Regions from separate parts of the Homo sapiens genome. Here all the other regions are linked to region 2. Evidence: chromatin contacts called from ENCODE Hi-C or POLR2A ChIA-PET data. All regions are on one chromosome and are shown on one strand. Each heading gives the region's core, a stretch centred on a gene start or an enhancer-like site at or near the end of the contact. The rest is flanking DNA. Distances are from core to core; before and after follow the strand shown.

Evidence for each region. A loop is a pair of places that touch in the nucleus more often than their neighbours do. ChIA-PET counts read pairs that join two places held with the same protein, here RNA polymerase II (POLR2A). Pooled maps may share reads with other maps.
Region 1: POLR2A ChIA-PET joins it to region 2 with 14 read pairs in BJ. The contact joins two enhancer-like sites. POLR2A ChIA-PET finds 5 or more read pairs at or near these places in 13 of 52 experiments (A549, AG04449, BJ and 10 more).
Region 3: a loop to region 2 is called in a pooled map of adrenal gland, with 1.9 times the contacts of the local background. The contact joins two enhancer-like sites. A Hi-C loop is called at or near these places in 1 of 50 pooled maps. POLR2A ChIA-PET finds 5 or more read pairs at or near these places in 9 of 52 experiments (B cell, CD4-positive, alpha-beta T cell, CD8-positive, alpha-beta memory T cell and 6 more).

What each region holds. Positions count from the first base shown.
Region 1 is chr10:119,666,564-119,669,263 of GRCh38, forward strand. The region is part of intron 1 of BAG3 (BAG cochaperone 3); the gene reads left to right. Among named protein-coding and RNA genes, the nearest start is that of BAG3, 17 kb to the left of the region's middle. RefSeq lists a silencer at 1,798-1,979. Within about 2 kb of position 1,333, at least 26 of the 41 ENCODE cell types and tissues checked have a DNase peak (open chromatin) inside an H3K27ac peak, as active enhancers do.
Region 2 is chr10:119,632,967-119,635,666 of GRCh38, forward strand. No RefSeq gene overlaps it. Among named protein-coding and RNA genes, the nearest start is that of BAG3, 17 kb to the right of the region's middle. RefSeq lists a silencer at 1,258-1,458. Within about 2 kb of position 1,390, at least 2 of the 41 ENCODE cell types and tissues checked have a DNase peak (open chromatin) inside an H3K27ac peak, as active enhancers do.
Region 3 is chr10:119,685,322-119,688,021 of GRCh38, forward strand. No RefSeq gene overlaps it. Among named protein-coding and RNA genes, the nearest start is that of BAG3, 35 kb to the left of the region's middle. RefSeq lists enhancers at 1,315-2,251, 2,252-2,700. Within about 2 kb of position 1,415, at least 15 of the 41 ENCODE cell types and tissues checked have a DNase peak (open chromatin) inside an H3K27ac peak, as active enhancers do.

The sequences.
Region 1 (2,700 bases), core at 83-2,582, 34 kb after region 2:
ACGAGGTGCTCAGCGAGATGCACGAGGTGCTCAGCGAGATGCATGAGGTGCTCAGCTCGTGGCTGGCTCAAGGGCTTTCTGGATCCAGGGGCTTCCCCCAGGAGGAGCTGCATCTCCTCAAGGCCTGTCTGAGGACTCCAAGCCCTGGAAGGGTCTGGCTATAAGGGGTTGGGATCAGCAGCTCTCCCAGTTAAAACCAGAGAGTGTGGGTGGGATGTGGCAGAGTGGGCAGTGTGGGGGTTTGATGGAGTTTTACACAGCCATACACCCATTTACCACTGCCCAGAAAAAGAGAATATTCCCATCACCTCAGAAAGCTCTTTCGAGACCCTTCCCAGCCACTACCATCTCCTCCAGAAGTGACCACCATTCTGGTTTCTAGCACCATCGATTCACTTTGTACTTCACTTTTTCTTTTTTTTCTTCTTTTTGAGACAAAGTCTTGCTCTATTGCCCAGGCTGGAGTACAGTGGCATGATCTCAGCTCACTGCCACCTCTGCCTCCGGGGTTCAGGTGATTCTCCTGCCTCAGCCTCCTGAATAGCAGGGACTACAGGTGCCCCCCACCATGCCCAGCTAATCTTTGTATTTTTAGTAGAGATGGGGTTTCACCATGTTGGTTAGGCTGGTCTTGAACTCCTGACCTCAGGTGATCTGCCCGCCTTAGCCTCCCAAAGTGCTGGTATTACAGGCTTGAGCCACCGTGCCTGGCCCTATCCTTCACTTTTGATTCCTTTGACACTTTGGAGTCTGAAAAGCATAATTTTGTGCGTATTTAGGGAGAAACTCACATTTATTGCCAGTCTTCCGGGCATCCCTCTTGATATGCCCTTATAAAACCTCACAACATTTCTCCAGGGCAGGTGTTGGCTAGCTCCGTTTTCTAGAAAAGGAAGCGAAGGCTTACAGAGGTAAGAGAATTACCCAAGCTCACAGAACTGTTAGAAATAGAGGTACGAATCACACTTAGACCCTACCTAGGGCAGCGTCTACCCTGGAAGAGCCTGTGCCTTTCCCCATCCCTCAGGGCCTCCGTGCTTTCCAAGTAATTCTGCTTCTTGTTTGTTTCCTGCCCCCTTAGCCCATCTTCTAAGCCCCTGTTGGCAGGGAGTGCCCCTTGCTGGTTTGGTAACCCCATAGGACTCCTCAGCGGGTGGCAGGATGTTCCCCCAGGTGGTGGATGAGGGTTTGCTCACTGCTGGTCCCTGCTGTGTGGAGTGTGCAGATGGTTGAGGCTTTTGTGCGTGGCTGGGAAGAAACAATGAGCCCCTGGGCAGCCAGCAAAAATGACACTGCAGGACTAATGCAGGCTCCGATTTCGGCTGGAAGGAGGAGGACCTCAGTGAGTGGACAGAATGCCCACAGGCACGTTATGACTCAACACTGAGTAGCAGAGGGTTTCTTCAGCGCCTCTTGCTGGCTCCCTGTCAGGGCCATCTCACGGCAGGAATTCAGCTCTGAATGTGAGGCCTGGACCTGCTCCTGCTCTTGGGTGACCTGAGAGTTAAGCAGGCTAATGTAATGCCGCCGCCCTGAGCACGTGGCTGTTCTAATCTGAGAATGCCTGTCTGCCCATGTCCCCAAGGACACAGTGACACCCATGCCTTTCCTGTGTGCTGGAGGCCCTCCAAGGGCAGGGTCTCAGCAGGAGGGAGGCAGTTGATGGGCCTGAAAGGGCTAAACCAGGGTCAGCCACCTGGTGCCCACGCCTGCACACAAATAGAAACATCACAGAATTAATGGTCTGTTCTCTCAAAGTGCAGAGCAGCCCTCAGTATCTGTCCTTACTTTTGATTGATTCCGCAGCAGTAGAGATTGTCCCCTGCAAGCTCATAGATTGTTAGCCTTTGGCGTTTGTTCGCCGTGCAGACAGCTGCCTTCGTCAGGAAAGATCACTCCCCTTCTTAAGAGTTGCCTTACACAGATATATGCAAATGACACTTATCAGTAGCTCCCCTCCTGGGAAAGGACCCTCGGTGCTCGGGGACTGTTAGGACTTCTGTTGCGCAGCCCAGCTTGCTGAGAGATGGCATTGCCCAGTGAGTGACTGGCCAGCCTTGTTGTCTGAAATAAGATCTTTCCTGTGGTACATCTGGAACTTGGCCTTCTCAAGGGTCCCAAAATAGCCAGGCCACTGAAGGGAGAACTTCAAGAGAGGACATAAGAGAAGGACCCCAACTGCTCCTTGCCCAAGCAGGCTCTGTTGCGTTGAAGAAAAAGTTCTTCAGTGATACTTGTTAAAGCACAGTCAGGAAGATTTATTCGGGGCCATCAAGATAGGCACAGGGACCACGGCAGTGGGGTCGTGCAGTCATGGGTAGAGACTGGGCACAACTTCAAATACAACACGGGCGATTGGGAATTTATAGTCAAGGAGCAGTGTGGATGGAAAATTAGAAGAGGAAACATCAGGGCTAAGGGTGTTTCTGGCTATGCTGACCAAACAGGATTCTTGCCGAAGACAGGCCAGGGTGATTAGACAGCACCTGGAGGCTGTGGAAGCTGATCAGATAGTGAGGCTGGGGAGGGGGTTTCTGGCTAAACTGACTTAGCAGTGTCTTTTGCTAAAACTTGACTTTACAAGGAAGTGCACAGATGGGCCTAGGAGATGCTTCGGAAGCCTAAGATTTGGTCAAGCAGAGAATCTTTGTCAGTTGGCATCGTTAGGCGACACAGTTAACCCTGGGTGCCCCTCTCTCC
Region 2 (2,700 bases), core at 140-2,639:
ACAGTGAGACTCCATCTCAAAAAAAAAAAAAAAAAAAAAAAAAAAAAAAAAAAACCCTAAAGAAAGCAGCATTATATTGAATATTGACAATGGAAAATAAAATAAAATAAAATAAAAAGAAAGCAACAACAAAAAGGCCAGACCAAGACTTGTTAGATGATAAGCTTCCTCTATTCAATTGTTTAATATTTTATTTTTTATTTTTTTATTTTTGAGACGAAGTCTCGCTGTCGCCCAGGCTGGAGCACAATGGTGCGATCTCGGCTAACTGCAACCTCTGCCTCCCAGGTTCAAGCGATTCTCCTGCCTCAGCTTCCCAAGTAGCTGGGATTACAGGTGTGTGCCACCATGCCTAGCTAATTTTTTTGTATTTTTAGTAGAGATGGGGTTTCACCATGTTGACCAGGCTGGTCTTGAACTCCTGACCTCAGGTGATCCACCTGCATTGGCCTCCCACAGTGCTGGGATTACAGGCGTGAGCCACCATGCCTGGCCTAAATTTTAAATACATTTTCAAACAAGCGTATGTGTTATATATCATTTATGTACTTAAAAATTATTAACATTTAAAAAATCAAAATATAAGGCCGGATGTGGTGGCTCATGCCTGTAATCCCAACACTTTGGGAGGCTGAGACAGGAGCATTCCTTGAGGCCAGGAGTTTGAGACCAGCTTGAGCAACATAGTGCTTGAGCAACCTCACCTCTATGAAAAATAAGAAAATCAACTGGATGTGGTGGTGCACGCCTGTAGTCCAAGCTACTCAGGAGGCTGAGGCAGGAGGATTACTTGAGCACAGGAGGTCAAGGTATAGTGAGCTATGGTTGCACCACTGAACTCCAGGATGGACAACAGATCAAGATCCTGTCTCTAGAAAACAAACAAACAAACAAACCAAACATAAATAAGGAAAATGGTGTTAAATATTCTTTCTACTTACTAAGAACAATGTTTCTTTTCATTAGTGAAAAGTAATAAAGTTAAACCAGTTTGGTCTGTCAGGGTAAACAGCTGCTCCCTGGTAGAAGAATGTGATCTTTAGACACAAACAACAACAACCAAGAAAATCATTAAACTGAAGCCAAGTTTCCAGAGGGACCCAGGGGAAGTAATGAAAAGAATCCTTCAAAATGTAACAACACATTTTCTATAAAATGGAAATGGCTTTGGGGAAATGTTCTGAGGGGTTTGTTCACCACAGCTTGGGAAAAGAAAAACGTGTTTTCAAGCACAGCAAAAAGAACCTGTGTCCAGCAGCCAAGAGATGATGCAGAAACACTGGAGTCTGTAAAAGCTTTGATTCTAGAAAACTTTCTTTCCTTTTTTTTTTTTTTTTGAAACAGGGACTTGCTCTGTCACCCAGGCTGGAGTGCAGTGATGCAATCTTGGCTGACTGCAACCTCCACCCTCCATTTCTCAGGCTCAAGCAACCCTCCCACCTCAGGCTCCTGAGTAGCTGGGACTACTGGTATGTACCACCACAGTACACACTCAGCTAATTTTTTAACTTTTTTTTTTTTTTTTGAGACAGCCTCCTGAGTGGCTGGGACTACAGGCACGTGCCACCATGGCTGGCTAATTTTTTGTATTTTTAGTAGAGACGGGGTTTCACCATGTTAGCCAGGATGGTCTCGATCTCCTGACCTCGTGATCCACCTGCCTTGGCCTCCCAAAGTGCTGGGATTACAGGCATGAGCCACCATGCCCGGCCTTTTTTTTGTTTTGTTTTTTTTAAGACGGAGACTTGCTCTGTTGCCCAGGCTGCAGTGCAATGGCACAATCTCGGCTCACTGCAACTTCCACCTCCCAGGTTCAAGCGATTCTCCTGCCTCAGCCTCCCAAGTAGCTGGGATTACAGGCGCCCGCCACCATGCCTGGCTAATTTTTGTATTTCTTAGTAGAGATGGGGTTTCACCACATTGATCAGGCTGGTCTCGAACTCCTGACCTCAGGTCATCCACCCGCCTTGGCCTCCCAAAGTGCTGGGATTATGGGCATGAGCCACTGCGCCCGGCCCAAAAGATTTTTTATAGAGATGAGGTCTTACTATATTGCCCAAGATGGTCTTGAACTCCTGGATTCAAGCAATTCTCCTGCCTCAGCCTTCCAGAGCACCTGGATTATAGGCATGAGCCACCATGCCCACCTGGCCTAGAGAACTAACTAGACACTTCCAGAAGCCAGGAATACCCTATGCTTGCCTTATTTACCTTTGTATTTCAGATCCTACACACTGGCTAACACACAACAAGCACTCAATAAATATGAGGGTCTTAGTTCAAGAGCAAGGAAAGATCTGATAATGTGGCAATAACAATACACTACATTTTACAGTCAGTGGCAATTTAATGTTATTTCATTTCTCAACTCATCTCTGGGCAATGAGATTACAGATGTTCTTTTTTGTATTTTTATGCATTATCTGAATTGTTTACAAGGATGTATTTTGAAATAGAAAATAATAAACTTGACTCCCCATTAGGAAAAAGCAATTCTCATAACCATCATTGCCAGTTTTTTGACACCTTTTGGAAAAGGGTAGGGAATTAATTCTGCCATTGACTATAATTCAGCAGGAGGGCCAAGTGAATTCCTTCATTTCATAATATTTAATCAACACCAACTTGTGTTAAGAATGGAACTAGGTAGGCATGAGGAATGTATATGTGCTCCAAATACCAGCTTATGGCCTAAGGAGA
Region 3 (2,700 bases), core at 165-2,664, 52 kb after region 2:
GATCACGCCACTGCACTGCAGCCTGGGCAACATAGACTCTGTCTAAAAAAAAAAAAAAGTAAGAAATTAACAAACAAAAGAAAATATATTGTTTAAAAATAAAATTACATTTCATAATTATTGCACGAACAGATTTAAGGATAAAGTTTCCAGTTAGAATGAAAGAGAGAAGGCATGTGTTTACAAACAAGCACGAGGCCCAAGAATAACTTACTGATTAGTATAAAATGTAAATGGTTGATTTTGCACAAATGCGATTTTTCTTTCTTTCTTTTTTATTTTTTTGTGGTCCACTGGAATGAGAAACTCAAAATCTTTCTTTAGAGCTAAGGCTTTTTTCTTCAATCGACTTCCTCAGGTTGAAAGGAGTTAAGGCTTTACCAAAGCAATTTGAAGGTTTGAAATCTCCAGGGAGATTGATTTATGAGTACAGTACACGTTAAGGCTACCTCTGACCTTGGCAGATTGTGGCTGTTAAATTAGGCCCTGGAGTCCTGAGACAGGGGCTCTTCATCTTAGCCTCCTAGCCTCCTTAGTATCTCACTGTGTGTCAGCAATTCCATGAATCCCATTGGATTCATGAAATTTCATTCATGGAATTGGATTCCTACTCATGGAATTTAATGTAATTCCATTGGATTCATGGAATTCCACTTCAGTTCTGTGATTCTCAGTAATATTTCTTTCTTTTTTTTTTTTTTTTTTTTTTTTGAGACAAGGTTCCTCTCTGTCACCCAGTCTGGAGTGCAGTGGCACGACTTAAGCTCACTGCAACCTCCGTTGGCCTCCCTGGCTCAAGCAATTCTCTTGCCTCAGCTTCCCCAGTAGTTGGGCACCACCATGCCCGGCTACTTTTCGCATTTTTCGGTAGAGAGGGGGGTTTCGCCATTTTGGCCAGGCCGGCCTCGAACTCCTGACCTCAGGTGATCCTCCCACCTCGGCCTCCCAAAGTGCTGGGATTACAGGCGTGAGCCACCGTGCCTGGCCAGTTCTGTGATTCTTTGGAGTGCCATGGCGCCATCTCGGCTCACTGCACCTCCGCCTCCCGGGTTCAAGCGATTCTCCTGCCTCAGCCTCCTGAGTAGCTGGTATACAGGTGTGTGCCACGACGTCAAGCTGATTTTTGTTATTTTACCTGAGACGGGGTTTCACCATATTGGCCAGGCTGGTCTCAAACTCCTGGCCTCAAGTGATCCACCTGCCTCGGCCTCCCAAAGTGCTGGGGCTACAGGTGTGAGCCACCACACCAGGCCTCAGGTCTGAGGTTCCTAATTCAGGACTCACCCGCACTAATTGAAACCTGAGGTGAGGGATTTCTCCTCGCTGACCAGTAGGGGGCGCGTCGTGACTGCGCCTTCTGCTTTCACTCCCCGCGCAGGGAAATCCTGTCCTGCTCTCTCAGGGAGCAGTTCCTGACGGTGGGCTCCATTTTATAATAGAATGACTCACCTGAAGAATCACTTCTTTCATTATTTCGTATTCCTCACAATACCAGTGACACACAAAGGCTTTATTTGAAAAACCAAGTAAAGGAAACGAGCACAGGATGTCTGTGCTGGTCTGGTCGGCGTTTATCTCAGCTGGTGAGAACGCAGCCACGCCTCTGTTCACACTGTCATTCCTCCAATAAATAAGATATCCCTGTTTTCTAAAGTCAGGGAGATTTATGAGTCAGAAGTAATCGGATCCACAATCTGATTAGAATTCTATCCTCATAACGGGAGCTGACCGCATCCGCATCCATTTGTGGTCCGGCCCAGTCACCACTTGGTTGGTGTTCTAGCACTATAAGCCAGACTGTGGGGTGGGGGAAGGTGAGTGCTCCCCGCACTTTAATGCCGGGCTTATTTTTCCCTAAGGACCAGGATCGAAATAATGTTAACAGGAAAAACATGCTTCCTCGTATGAGACTGCAGTATTTCACCTTGTATGAGAAAGGAAAAATGAAGGGTGAGACCTGCTTGTTTCTTACATAACTAGGGAGAAATCCATCCCCCCTCTCACCCCGTAGCTCTTCCTGGTGGCAGTAATGATCAGAACCGGGAGTACCCAACTTCTTTCATGCTTGGGGGACTAGAGCTGCCCCCTCCATGCAGAATGGGCAAAGTAAGGGCAGAGGAGATCCATTAGCATCACAATAGGCCTAAAGCCTGCATTTGAAAGCTTCAAGAAAAGACTGAGAGGCAATCTCTTGCTGTTTCCCCTAAAGGCAGATTGGCAGATCAGTCCTCCTATCCGGAGCAGCTAGAAAAGCTGGCAAAACAAACAAGACCTATCTGAAGGTGAGCCGCCAAGGGGGTGAGGATTTGAGGGTCAAGGTCCTGGAGAGAAGGGTTAGCAGAGCTTTGAATTTTGAGGCATTTGCCTATTTCATGAGGCAGAGAAGCTCCCAGCAGTCTCATGCTAAGGAAGGAAGAGCTCAAGTAGTCGCCGCCAGCTTTCAACTTCCAAAGGGCCTCACCCTTTGGAAGGAACAGGAATGAAAATAGAGAAACTCTCACAAAGACTGAAACCCAGCTTCCCATTGGCTTACCGTTTGACTGTGTTACAGGAAAGGGGTCTTGATCCAGACCACAAGAGAAGGTTCTTGGATCTGGAGCAAGAAGGAATTCAGGGTGAGTCCATAGAGTAAAGTGAAAGCAAGTTTATCAGGAAAGTAAAGGAATAAAAGAATGGCTACCCCATAGGCACAGCAGCCCC